Regions from separate parts of the Homo sapiens genome. Here region 1 is linked to region 2. The links are chromatin contacts, found by Hi-C or POLR2A ChIA-PET in ENCODE. All regions are on one chromosome and are shown on one strand. Each heading gives the region's core, a stretch centred on a gene start or an enhancer-like site at or near the end of the contact. The rest is flanking DNA. Distances are from core to core; before and after follow the strand shown. Region 1 has its middle 57 kb from the start of LINC02643. Region 2 has its middle 93 kb from the start of LINC02643.

Region 1 (5,652 bases), core at 1,550-4,049, 37 kb before region 2:
GAGCTTGAACATAAGGACTTAATCCCATGGTATCAGTCCTCTCCTTTGGAGACAGCCAGGGCCAGAGTGAACTGAACGGCAAAACGGAGAAAGCTAAACCCAGAAATCCCTAAATATCCTCTCGCCCGGAACATGCTTGGGCCCAGAGCCTGCAGGTGCAGTAGAAGGAGATTCGCTTTCCGGCTTTTGTCGGGGCACCACGGTTTCAACAAAGACAGCCTCTACCCAGGGGCCGACACTCACACAGCCTTCTCTTCCTGCATAGCCATTTGCAAGTCCAGTTTCCCACTATGATACACAGCTCTTGAGATGAAGAAACGTGGCACACACATGTCTGCTGACCTTCTCTGAGATCGAGGAGGTGCTAGGATTTGTTGGCTTGAAGAAATAAGTGTTTGCACCTGACTTTCATCCTGTAACTCATAACCAAGGAAAAGTCAAACTCCCATCATCGGGGAGTGAGTTACTCAGAGGAGATGCTGGCTTTAGAATGTCCACTCCTGTGAGACCCAGAGAAGCACTGACTTAAACTCACCCTGGATGTGAAAGAAAAAGCTCAGTGATGCTGAGAGTCAATTGGTGTAACTTGATGAGCCGAAATCCCCCGCAATGGGGAAAACAGAGTCCTAGAAAGATGAGAGGGAAGGTGAGTCAGCCAGCCTAGTGGGGCTGTTATTCCTAAGCTGGGTTGTATGTCAGAATCACTCACAGCATTCTTAAAAACACAGGCCTAGCCTGTGAGACTCTGAGGCAGCTGGTGGATTTGGGCCAGGACACAGTGGATCTACTTTTAAAAAGCTCCTGGTTGGGCTGGGAGTGGTGGCTCATGCCTGTAATCCCAGGACTTTGGGAGGTGGAGGTGGGTGGATCATCTGAGGTCACGAGTTTGAGACCAGCCTGGCCCAAATGGTGAAACCCCATCTCTATTATAAATACAAAAACTAGCTGGACGTGGTGGTGGGTGTCTGGAATCCCAGCTACTCTGGAGGCTGAGGCAGGAGAATCGCTTGAACCTGGGAGGCAGAGGTTGCAGTGAGCCAAGATCGCACCATTGCACTCTAGCCTGGGGGACAGAGTGAGACTCCGTCTCAGAAAAAAAAAAAAAAAAAAAAGGCCGGGCGCAGTGACTCACGACTGTAATTCCAGCAGTTTGGGAGGCTGAGGCGGGTGGATCACCTGAGGTCAGGAGTTCAAGACCAGCCTGGCCAACATGGTGAAACCCTGTCTCTAATAAAAATATAAAAAATTTAGCCGGGTGTGGTGGTGGGCGCCTGTAATCGCAGCTACTCAGGAGGCTGAGGCAGAATTGCTTGAACCCAGGAGATGGAGGTTGCAGTGTGCCGACATGGTCCCACTGGACTCCAGCCTGGGCGACAGAGTGAGATTCCATCTCAAAAAAAAAAAAAGAAAAAGCCCCTCGTTGAAAACAGTGTGGAGATTATAAAAATAGAACCACCATACACTTCAGCAACCTTGCTACTGGGTATCTACCCCCGCAAAAAAAGAAATCATTTTATATATAAAAAAATACCTGTGCTCATATGTTTATTGCAGCACTATTCACAATAGCAGAGTCATGGAATCAACCTAAGTGACCATCAACGGAGGGCTGGCTAAAGAAAATGCACTCTAAATACACAACAGAGGCCGGGCGCCTGAAAATGCACTCTAAATACACAACAGTGGCTCACGCCTGTAACCCAGCACTTTGGGAGGCCGAGGCGGATGGATCACGAGGTCAGGAGATCAAGACCATCCTGGTTAACACGGTGAAACCCCGTCTCTACTAAAAATACAAAAAAAATTAGCCGGGCGTGGTGGTGGGCACCTGTAGTCCCAGCTACTTGGGAGGCTGAGGCAGGACAATGGCGTGAACCCGGGAGGCGGAGCTTGCAGTGAGCCAAGATCGCGCCACTGCACTCCAGGCTGGGCGACAGAGCGAGACTCCGTCTCAAAAAAAAAAAAAAAAAATACACAACAGAATACTATTCAGGCATAAAAAAGAAACAATGTCTTTTGCAGCAACATGGATGGAACTGGAGTCCATTATCTTAAGTGAAAGAACTCAGAAACAGAAAGACATTGCATGTTCTCACTTATAAGTGGGAGTTGAATAATATGGACCCAGGGACATAGAATGCAAAATAATAGACGCTGGAGACTTGGAGGTGTAAGCGGGTGGGAGGGATGGGAGGTTGCTTGGTGGATATAAAGTGTGTTCTAGTGATGGATGCATTGAAGGCCTGTCTTCACCACAATGTGGTATATCAATGTAGCAAAATTCTACATGTACCCCATGAATAACAAATTCGATATAAACAATTAAATATGAAACAAACAAAAATAAAAAACCAAAAAGTTCCCCAGTGCTTCTGGGGCATACACAGCAGGTTAGGGAGCTAGAAACACCATCTGTTGGTTGGTTTTGCCCTGTTTCTCTCACCCTGGGCAGTCTTGGGCAGCACAGCCTGGCTCCGAGGGTGAAGACTTGCCACAGTCCCAGGCTGGGGTGATGACAAGACCCCCTGAGGCCCCTGAGAGAGTCACTGTCTTGCTCCCTACATCTTCTGCAGGGCTGGCTCTGTGTTCTCTCTGCTTGGGCAAGGCTATGTGGGTTCCCGGGGCAGCCAGCAGAATCTGTCCTTGGAAGATGTGTGAAACTCTAATCTCAACTGGTTCTGTTCCGGCTGCCTGGTTCTTGGCCTCAGCTCAAGAATTCAAGGGTTAGTGGCGGAGGAGGCTCCTTTCTGCTCTGCATCTGGGGATGAATGGCTATTGCCCAGCAAGGCAAGGGGGAGGAGTCTAGGGGGGAGGTCAGGCTCTGACAGAGAGAGAGAGAGTGCACAAGAGAGAATGAATTAACCCATTAGTACCATTAACATTTTAGCATGGACTAATTGACCAGATGAGGTCTTTCTTTCCAGGGGTACAGATAGGTCTTTGACAGTCACAAAAACCCTAGAAAAAGGCCTGGAACCTCCTCTGTCTGCAACAAGAGGTGAGAATGGGCCAGGCACATTGGCTCACGTCTGTAACTCCAGCACTTCAGGAAGCCGAGGTGGGAGGATTGTTTGAGACCAGGAGTTTGAGACCAGCCTGGGTAACATAGTAAGACCCTGTCTCTAAAAAAAAAAATTAGTGGGGTGTAGTGGCACAGGCCTGTAGTCCCAGCTAAGGAGGCTGAGGTGGAGGATTGCTTGAGCCTGGAGGTCAAGGCTGCAGTGAGTCATGATCATACCACTACACTCCAGCCTGGGCAAGCCCTTTCCTGCTCTGGCATTTGCTTGTGAATACTGATTGCTCTCCGACATGTGCCAGATACTCTTCTAGGCACACAGTGAGCAGGACAGATGAGGCTCAGCTCTGGTGGGGCTCACATCCTAGTGCTCACCATCGAAGCTGCCTGAGGAAGGAAGTCCTGAGGCTGGGTCACCCCAGAGCAGACCACCAGGCTCTGGATGAAATACAAGACAAGCAACCTTTCCTTCTTGTCATTCTCAGGGCTGTCTCTGAGCCTGAGCAGCCAAAACCCGCGTGGGAGCAGATGCAGAGATGGACAATGTCACTCTCCCATACCCGAGTGCAGCCACCCACGGGGAGGCAGGGGTGGGGTGGGGGGACGTTCCTGGGGGGTTCAGCCCGGTGGGTGTGGCTGTCCCTGAGTGCCCGTGCACTTCAAAGACACTGGCTCCGGGGTCATAGGAGTCAGCTGTTAGCATCGGGCTTAATAAAGGAGGCCAAAGGCTGGAGAGACACCCAAGGCCTTAAAGGATTAAAAACAGGAAAAATATATACGAATCAGGGGCTGGGTTTGCATTTCATAGACGGGTAATGTTATGATAAAGGTTTGGGCTTTGGATTTGTAAAGTGTTGGATTCAATAAGAAGAATCTGTCTTTGGCTTTTGTTGTACAGGAAACTGAAACAGGCTAATATTGAAGGTGTAAAGGGAATGTACAAAGGATTCAAAAGGAGGCCAGGAAACCCAGCAAGAAAGGAAAAGAAGAACCAATTAGTGTGTATATATATATGGAAGCTAATTTTCATATGAGAAAGTGAGAGATTCTTACTTTAGAAACTGACAGTTACTAAGGGCCTGTGCTTAGTTATTTGCAGTTTCTCCCTGCCTCTCCCATGGAAAATTAATCAATTTCTCTTCCTTTCATTCTTCTCTTCTCATTCTTTGCATGCCTTTGCTTTCACCTCTCCCCTGCCTCAATCCTGCAAATGCCAGAGTCCAAAAAACTATTATGCTGCTGGAGAGACCGCAAGGACAAAAGTGGAGACTATTTGAAAAACAAAGTCATGGACTCCTACGGCTGGAGAGGACCCAGAGCCTCCCCCAACCTTCCTCTCCTCCCCTCTGGCTGCTGCCAGATCGCACCTGACCCGCCCAGGAAAACGGGCCTCTTTGCTTTTTGAAGAACTCCAGAGGAGAGCCCCTGATCTCCCTTGATAACTTATCCCAAGTCTGATATCCTCATTGGCAGAGATTATTTTCCAGCTTAAATCACTCGTGTGGAAGCCGAAGCTCATTGCCTTTTGTTCTGTCCTTGCTGGAGATGGTGAACAGCTGGTCTCCATTCTCGGAGGAATATCGCTTTAAACCTTGCAGGCCATTGTTAAGTGGCCTCTAGGCTTTCTCTTCTCCTGACTAAGAATCATAGCTTCTTTTCCCCATTCCTCATGGGTCCTATTTTCCAGCCCCTCTCACATCTTTGTTCTTTGAATGCGCTCAGGTTTTTCTAAGATATTCCCCTTTGGAAGATGTTTGAAGGAAAACAACAGAAGGGTCTTTAGACGTACTAAGTACTGGCAGTCCCTCTCACCTTACCATAAGCCTCGCTGTTTCCACTGGTTGAGTGGCTTCTGGGGCCTTGCCTTCCTGGGGCCAGGCTGTGCGCGAGGACCGAGCAGCCGGTCCTGTGTTGAGCTCATTGGCTTGACCACAGGCCAGTGCTGTCCCAAAGAGCAAGAGGCCCCAGCACAGCTGGGGGCTCACCTGAACTGAAAATCATGTCTGACATTTGTACAGCTCTTAAATACTTACTAAATAGAGAATCATCAGCCTGGGCAACATAGTGAGACCCTATCTCTAAAAAAATAATAACTTGCGGTCCTAGCTATTTGGGAGGCTGAGGTGGGAGGATCACTTGAGCCCAGGAGCTCAAGGCTGCAGTGAGCTATGACTGAGCAACTGTACTCCAGCATGGGCAACAGAGCAAGACCCTGTCTCTAAATAACTAAATAAATAGCCTATTGTCGCCGGGCGCAGTGGCTCACGCCTGTAATCCCAGTACTTTGGGAGGCCGAGGTGGGCGGATCACAAGGACAGGAGATCAAGACCATGGTGAAACCCCATCTCTACTAAAAATACAAAAAATTAGCTGGGCGCGGTGGCGGGCGCCTGTAGTCCCAGCTACTCGGGAGGCTGAGGCAGGAGAAAGGCGTGAACCCAGAAGGCAGAGCTTGCAGTGAGCCGAGATTGCGCCACTGCACTCCAGCCTGGGCAACAGAGCGAGACTCCATCTCACAAATAAAATCAAATAAATAGCCTATTGTCTCATTCAGAAGAAAAAATTAAGTTCAGCAAAATCTAATGGTTATGTTGAAATCAGCGATGGCTTGTGTACTTTGTCTTGTTAGGTGGGTA
Region 2 (5,763 bases), core at 2,337-4,836:
GGCAAAGGTATGACTTCGTCCTTCCTGGGAGCTCTTTCCTTGGCATCATTCCCTGACACTATGGTAGCCGTCCCTCCCTTTTGCCTCTGTGACCAAAGCTTGGTTTTGTTTGTTTGCACCTTTCCTTAGGTTTGTGCTCCCTACGGAGCCTCTTGCATTGTAGGTACTAATAAATATTTGTAATGAAGGAATTCCCCAAGGCCTGGATTGCTGCTCTCTACCCCCGCAGAGAGCTCATCCATTCACAGCAGTCACCGGCTGGGCAGAGGCTCCTAAATCTACATATTCACTTCTGACCTGTCACTGGAATTCCTCTTCCATTGTTGCAGATGTTTACTGATCTCTTTGGCTAACTGTCTTGCTAGCACCTCATTTTCAACCTCTCCCTTCAAAAGTCTCACATACGCACAAATCCCACACTTGCATCTATAGGAATGGGAAGAAATTGGTAGGCTGGAGGAATGGTTGTGGGACAGAAGGAGGGAAACTTTTAAAACAATTGCATCTTTTGTTTGTTGTACCTTCACGTGTATTACTTAAAAAGAAAGGAATTTATTTTTCAAAAGGAAAAGTTACATGACATTCTGGAAAAGGCAAAACTATGGATACAGTAAGAAGACTGTTGGTGACTAGGGGCTTGAAGGGACGGAGGGATGAGAAGGGGGAGGACAGAGGACTTTTAGGGCAGTGAAATTATCCTGTAGGTTCCTTTAAATGGGGGATGTGCATCATTATGCATTTTTCCAAATCCATAGAATGCACAACACAGACAGAACCCCCAAAGTAAACTATGGACTCCAGGTGATCGTGATATGTTAACGTAGGTTTATGTAGGTAACAAATGTCCCACACTGGTGTGGGATGTCAGGATGTGGATGGTGGGGAGGATGAATGTGTGTTTGGGGAGGGGCTGTGCGGGAACTCTGCACATTTTACCCCATTTCATGTCAACCTAAAATGGCTCTAAAAATGTCTATTAATTATAAAAAAAAAAAGAAAGAAAGAAAAGGAAAGACAAGCAGCAGAGAGTGGTGGTGTGTACCTGTAATCCCAGCGAGTTGGGAGGCTGAGGCAGGAGGATTACTTGAGGCAAGGAGTTTGAGACCAGCCTGGGCAATATAGCAAGATCCCTTCTCTCTAAAAACACACACACAAAAAACCCCAAAACCAAAAAACAAGGGCTTGCACTGGGCCAGAATGCTTGGTATTTTGTGCTGGAAGCTCACTATATTTACACTAATTAGAGTCAGTGCAGACAAACTGATTATTCATAAAAGGAGGAAGTAGTTCACTCACTCAGGCTGGATTCACTAGATCCCTGTTGACAGCTCAGGCCTCCAGGTCTGGTGAATCCCAGGCATTTTGTCTTTCCTTTGGAAGAGCATTTGTGCTTGACCTCTGCCATGACTCTGTGGGTTGGGCCTCCTTTAGCTCATCCCTGGAATACTCTAACAGTCTTCTAAATATTTGAACATATCTGCCTATTTCTCTACCATCCTATACAATATCATCAGATTAAGATGCATTTCTTCCTGTTACTTCTCACCTTAAAAAATCTACAATGCTTGGCTGGGTGAGGTGGCTCACGCCTGTAATCACAGCACTTTGGGAAGACGATGTGGGCAGATCACCTGAGGTCAGGAGTTTGAGACCAGCCTGGCCAACATGGTGAGACCCTGTCTCTACTAAAAATACAACAATTAGCCATGCGCGATGGTGTGTGCCTGTAATCCCACCTACTCGGGAGGCTGAGGCAGGAGAATCGCTTGAACCTGGGAGGTGGAGGTTACAGTGAGCAGTGAGCTAGGATTGCACCACTGCACTCCAGCCTGGGCAATAGGCAAAAAAAAAAAAAAAAAAAAGGAAAAAGAAAAACCAAAAATACCTACAATGCCCCTTACATGAAGTCTTGGCTCTTTCTTGACTCTGGGGGACCCCTGTTCACCATCCACACCTCCTAGGCCACTGTCTTTTTCAGTCACCCCCAATACAACCTCCCACCTTCCTATCTGCCTTTTGTATCTCTCTGGGCTGGCATGCCTAGAATCTTTCTCCCCATTCATTGCTCTTTGCCCGAAATCCAACTCCTAAAGGGACTTACAATTCTTTTGTTCTACTGCCTAGGGCAGTGGTATAAACTCATACATTTAACAGCTTGATTTTTTTTGGTTGGGTATGTATGGGAGCATATGGGTGATCCATTTCACATGTAGAAATGAGAATTGCACCCCTGGAAGAGATGGTCATGTGACTTCGGCCCATGTGTTCTGGAACCCATGCTGGTTCCATTTTGCTATAGGGGCATCACGGGGATTTATGCTTGGACTGGAACGAACCGTGGAAAGACCCCAGGTGACCCTAATCTGCAAGATCCACTTGGGTTCTAGGCAGCCTCAATCAGAAGATTATTTCAAAACTGGCTTTTTTTTAGGGTCTTTAGGGGACTTTTTGGCTTCTCTTAAGCGGCAGAGAAGCTTTAGAGTTTGGGCAATAAAGTATAAAATTAACCTCTGGGTTTTGGTCCATTTCTGTTTCTAAGAAGTAGATCTGATACTTCCCTTGTCAGCTTTTATAACTCTTGCAAAGCTCAAGAGAGACAAGAATACCAATGAATCATATGAACCAGGTGGCAGCAAATGATGGCCCGTGGGACACATTTAGCCTGCTGCTTGTTTTTGTACAGCCCACAAACTAAGAATGGTTTTTACTTTTTTTTTTTTTTTTTATATGGATTCTGGCTCTGTCACCCAGACTGGAGTGCAATGATGCGATCTTGGCTCACTGCAGCCTCTGCCTCCCAGGTTCAAGTGATTCTCATGTCTCAGCCTCCTGAGTAGCTGGGATTACAGGTGCCTGCCACCATGCCCAGCTAATTTTTTGTATTTTTAGGTTTTGCCATGTTGGCCAGGCTGGTCTCGAACTCATGACCTCCAGTGATCCGCCCTTCTTGGCCTCCCAAACTGCTGAGATTACAGGCATGAACCACTGTGCCTGGCCTATATTTTTAAAGTGTTGAAACAAAAAATAGGCCAGGCATGGTGGCCTGTAATCCCAGTGCTTTAGTAGGCTGAGGCGGGAGGATTGCTTGAGGCCAGAAGTTAGAGGTTACAGTGAGCTACTCATGCCACTGCACTCCACCCTAGGCAACAGAGGGAGCAGAGGGAGACTGTCTAAAAAAAAAAAAAAAAAAAATTGAAAAAATAAAAAGATGGCTATTTTTGTGACATGTGAACATTATATGAAATTCAAATCTTGGCATCCATAAATAAAGTTTTATTGGAATGCAGCCAGGCTGGTTGGTTTACTTACTGCCTATAGCTGCTTTTGTTCTTCCATGTCAGAGTTGAGGCTATGCAACAGAGACGGTATGATGTGTAGAGCCTAAATAGTAAATATCCAGCCCACACAGAGAAATTCTGCCCGCCTCTGTAAGGCACAGTACACACATAAGACATGCTTGTTGTAGCTGTGATCTTTCTTCATGGCGCTGGGGCTATGAACTATCTAATTGCTAAGATTCTGGAGGTGCAGGGCCTCAGGGAGGTGCCATGCACATACAATACAAGGGGTATAGCGCCCCCTGGAGGCAACGTTGGATTTGAAGCAGCCAGTGTGGTGGACAGGCCTTGCGGGGAGTGAGGAGGCCTGATTCTAACCTTGGCCCTGCAGAGAACTCCCTGGCTATGTAACTCAGGGGCAGATCTCACCGAACTTCTCTGGGCCTCAAATCCACATCTGTAAAAGGAAGGGGTTGTACTCTCAATGGTTCTAAAACTCCTTCTCTTCCTCTGTCCCTTCCTTTCTGCATTCTTCTTGGCAGAATCCTTTCCTCAAATCAGTGCTCCGATAGACCCCTAATACAGTAAACAGCTGAAGGTGGAGAGTCTCTGTTGGAAGTGGGTCTTGGCCTAAGCCTCCCTCATTGACCCATGATGACTGCACAGAAGAGATTTCCAAACTCCTCCCAGCCCTAGCAGTTATGGGTCCAGGGCCTCATCACTGAGAACAGCCCCACACCAGTTTACTTTTCATTTTTTAGAGTGAGGGTTTTACTCTGTCACCTAGCCTGGAGTGCAGTGGTGCCATCATAGCTCACTGAAGCCTCGACGTCCTGGGCTCAAGTGATCCTCCTGCCTCAGCCTCCTGAGTAGCTGGGATGATAGGTGCACGCCACCACACCTAGCTCATGTTTTTATTTTTATTCTGTAGAGACGGCGTCTTGCTGTGTGGCCAGGCTGGTCTTGAACTCCTGGGCTCAAGCAATTCTCCCGCCTCAGGCTCCCGAGTAGCTGGGACTGCATGTGTGCACCACCATGCCCGGCTCAAATCAGATCTTTGCATGCATGCTTTGAGGCCACATATTCTGGTTCAGTCAACCAGAATGTTCTGTGGTGCTGGCGTTTCCCAATCATCCCTCACATGTTGTTAGTAGTAATAGTAGCAGCTAAAATTTACTGAGCACTTACTGCTTTCCAGATAACTAGGCGAAGCCTCAAGGGGTCTTTTGTCATTGAATATAGACAACAGCTCAATGAAGTAGGTGCTATAATTACTCCCAGTTTACAAACAAGAAGAGGTAGGAGGACTACTTGAGCCCAAGAGTTGGAGGCCAGCCTGCCTAACACCTGCAAGACACCTTGTCTCTTAAAAAAGAAAGAAAGAAAGAAAAAAATGACTTTCATAAAACCAATGGACAAGGTGTTAAAAACAGTCCTGGAAGACTATGTTAACATGGAAAGGCCCAAAGCATTGTGTCAGAAGAATCATTACCTGGGACTGAAATAGAATGCAAGAGGCAGGGAATGACAATTGGTCACAGTAACAGAAGATAATGATTTCTGAGCACTGGGTAGCACCAATGACTAACTGTATGTTCTGTCCCATGCACCCACACAGCAATACATGTTATTGATCCTATCACTATTTCCATTTGACCAATGTGGAAACTGAAGCCTAGAAAGGTTAAGTTTTGGGCCAGGCACAGTGGCTTATGCCTGTAATCCCAGCACTTTGAGAGGCAAAAGTGGGTGGATCACTTGAGGTCAGGAGTTCGAGACCAGCCTGGCCAACATGGGGGAAACCCAGTTTCTACTAAAAATACAAAATTTAGCCAGGAGTGGTGGTGGGCACTCGTAATCCCAGCTACTTGGAAAGCTGAGGCAGGAGAATCGCTTGAACCTAGGAGGTGGAGTTTGCAGTGAGCTGAGATTGTGCCACTGCACTCCAGCCTGGGCGACAGAGCGAGACTCCGTCTCAAAAAAAAAAAAAAAAAAGAAAGAAATATTTGGTGCATTGGCTCCAGACTATATACCTGCAGGCATGAGCAATCGTGTTTTTTTTTGTTTTTGTTTTTGAGACAGGGTCTTCTTCTGTGACTCAGGCTGGAGTACAGTAGTGTCATCATGACTCACTGCAGCCTTGACCTCCTGGGCTCAAGTGAACCTTCTACCTCAGCCTCCCAAGTAGCTGGAACTACAAGTGTGCACCACTATACCTGGCTAATTTTTTTTTTTTTGAGACAGTCTCACTCTATCACCCAGGCTGGAGTACACTGGCATGATCTTGGCTCACTGCAACCTCCGCCTCTCAGGTTCACGTGATTCTCATGCCTCAGCTTCACAAGTAGCTGGGATTACCAGCGCCTGCCATCACTGTTGGCTAATTTTTATATTTTTAGTAGAGATGGGGTTTCCCCATGTTGGCCGGGCTGGTCTCGAACTCTTGGCCTCAAGTGATCTGCCTGCTTTGGCCTCCCAAAGCTCT

What was found. A loop is a pair of places that touch in the nucleus more often than their neighbours do. ChIA-PET counts read pairs that join two places held with the same protein, here RNA polymerase II (POLR2A). Pooled maps may share reads with other maps.
Region 1: a loop to region 2 is called in a pooled map, with 2.2 times the contacts of the local background. The contact joins two enhancer-like sites. A Hi-C loop is called at or near these places in 2 of 168 maps with a recorded cell type or tissue (Caco-2 and left ventricle myocardium superior) and 2 of 50 pooled maps. POLR2A ChIA-PET finds 5 or more read pairs at or near these places in 5 of 52 experiments (GM12878, H1, Panc1 and 2 more).

Annotation. Positions count from the first base shown.
Region 1 is chr10:21,313,143-21,318,794 of GRCh38, reverse strand. No RefSeq gene overlaps it. Among named protein-coding and RNA genes, the nearest start is that of LINC02643, 57 kb to the left of the region's middle. Within about 2 kb of position 2,799, at least 15 of the 41 ENCODE cell types and tissues checked have a DNase peak (open chromatin) inside an H3K27ac peak, as active enhancers do.
Region 2 is chr10:21,276,719-21,282,481 of GRCh38, reverse strand. It overlaps a transcript of NEBL not described here. Among named protein-coding and RNA genes, the nearest start is that of LINC02643, 93 kb to the left of the region's middle. RefSeq lists enhancers at 1-663, 3,490-3,609. Within about 2 kb of position 3,586, at least 3 of the 41 ENCODE cell types and tissues checked have a DNase peak (open chromatin) inside an H3K27ac peak, as active enhancers do.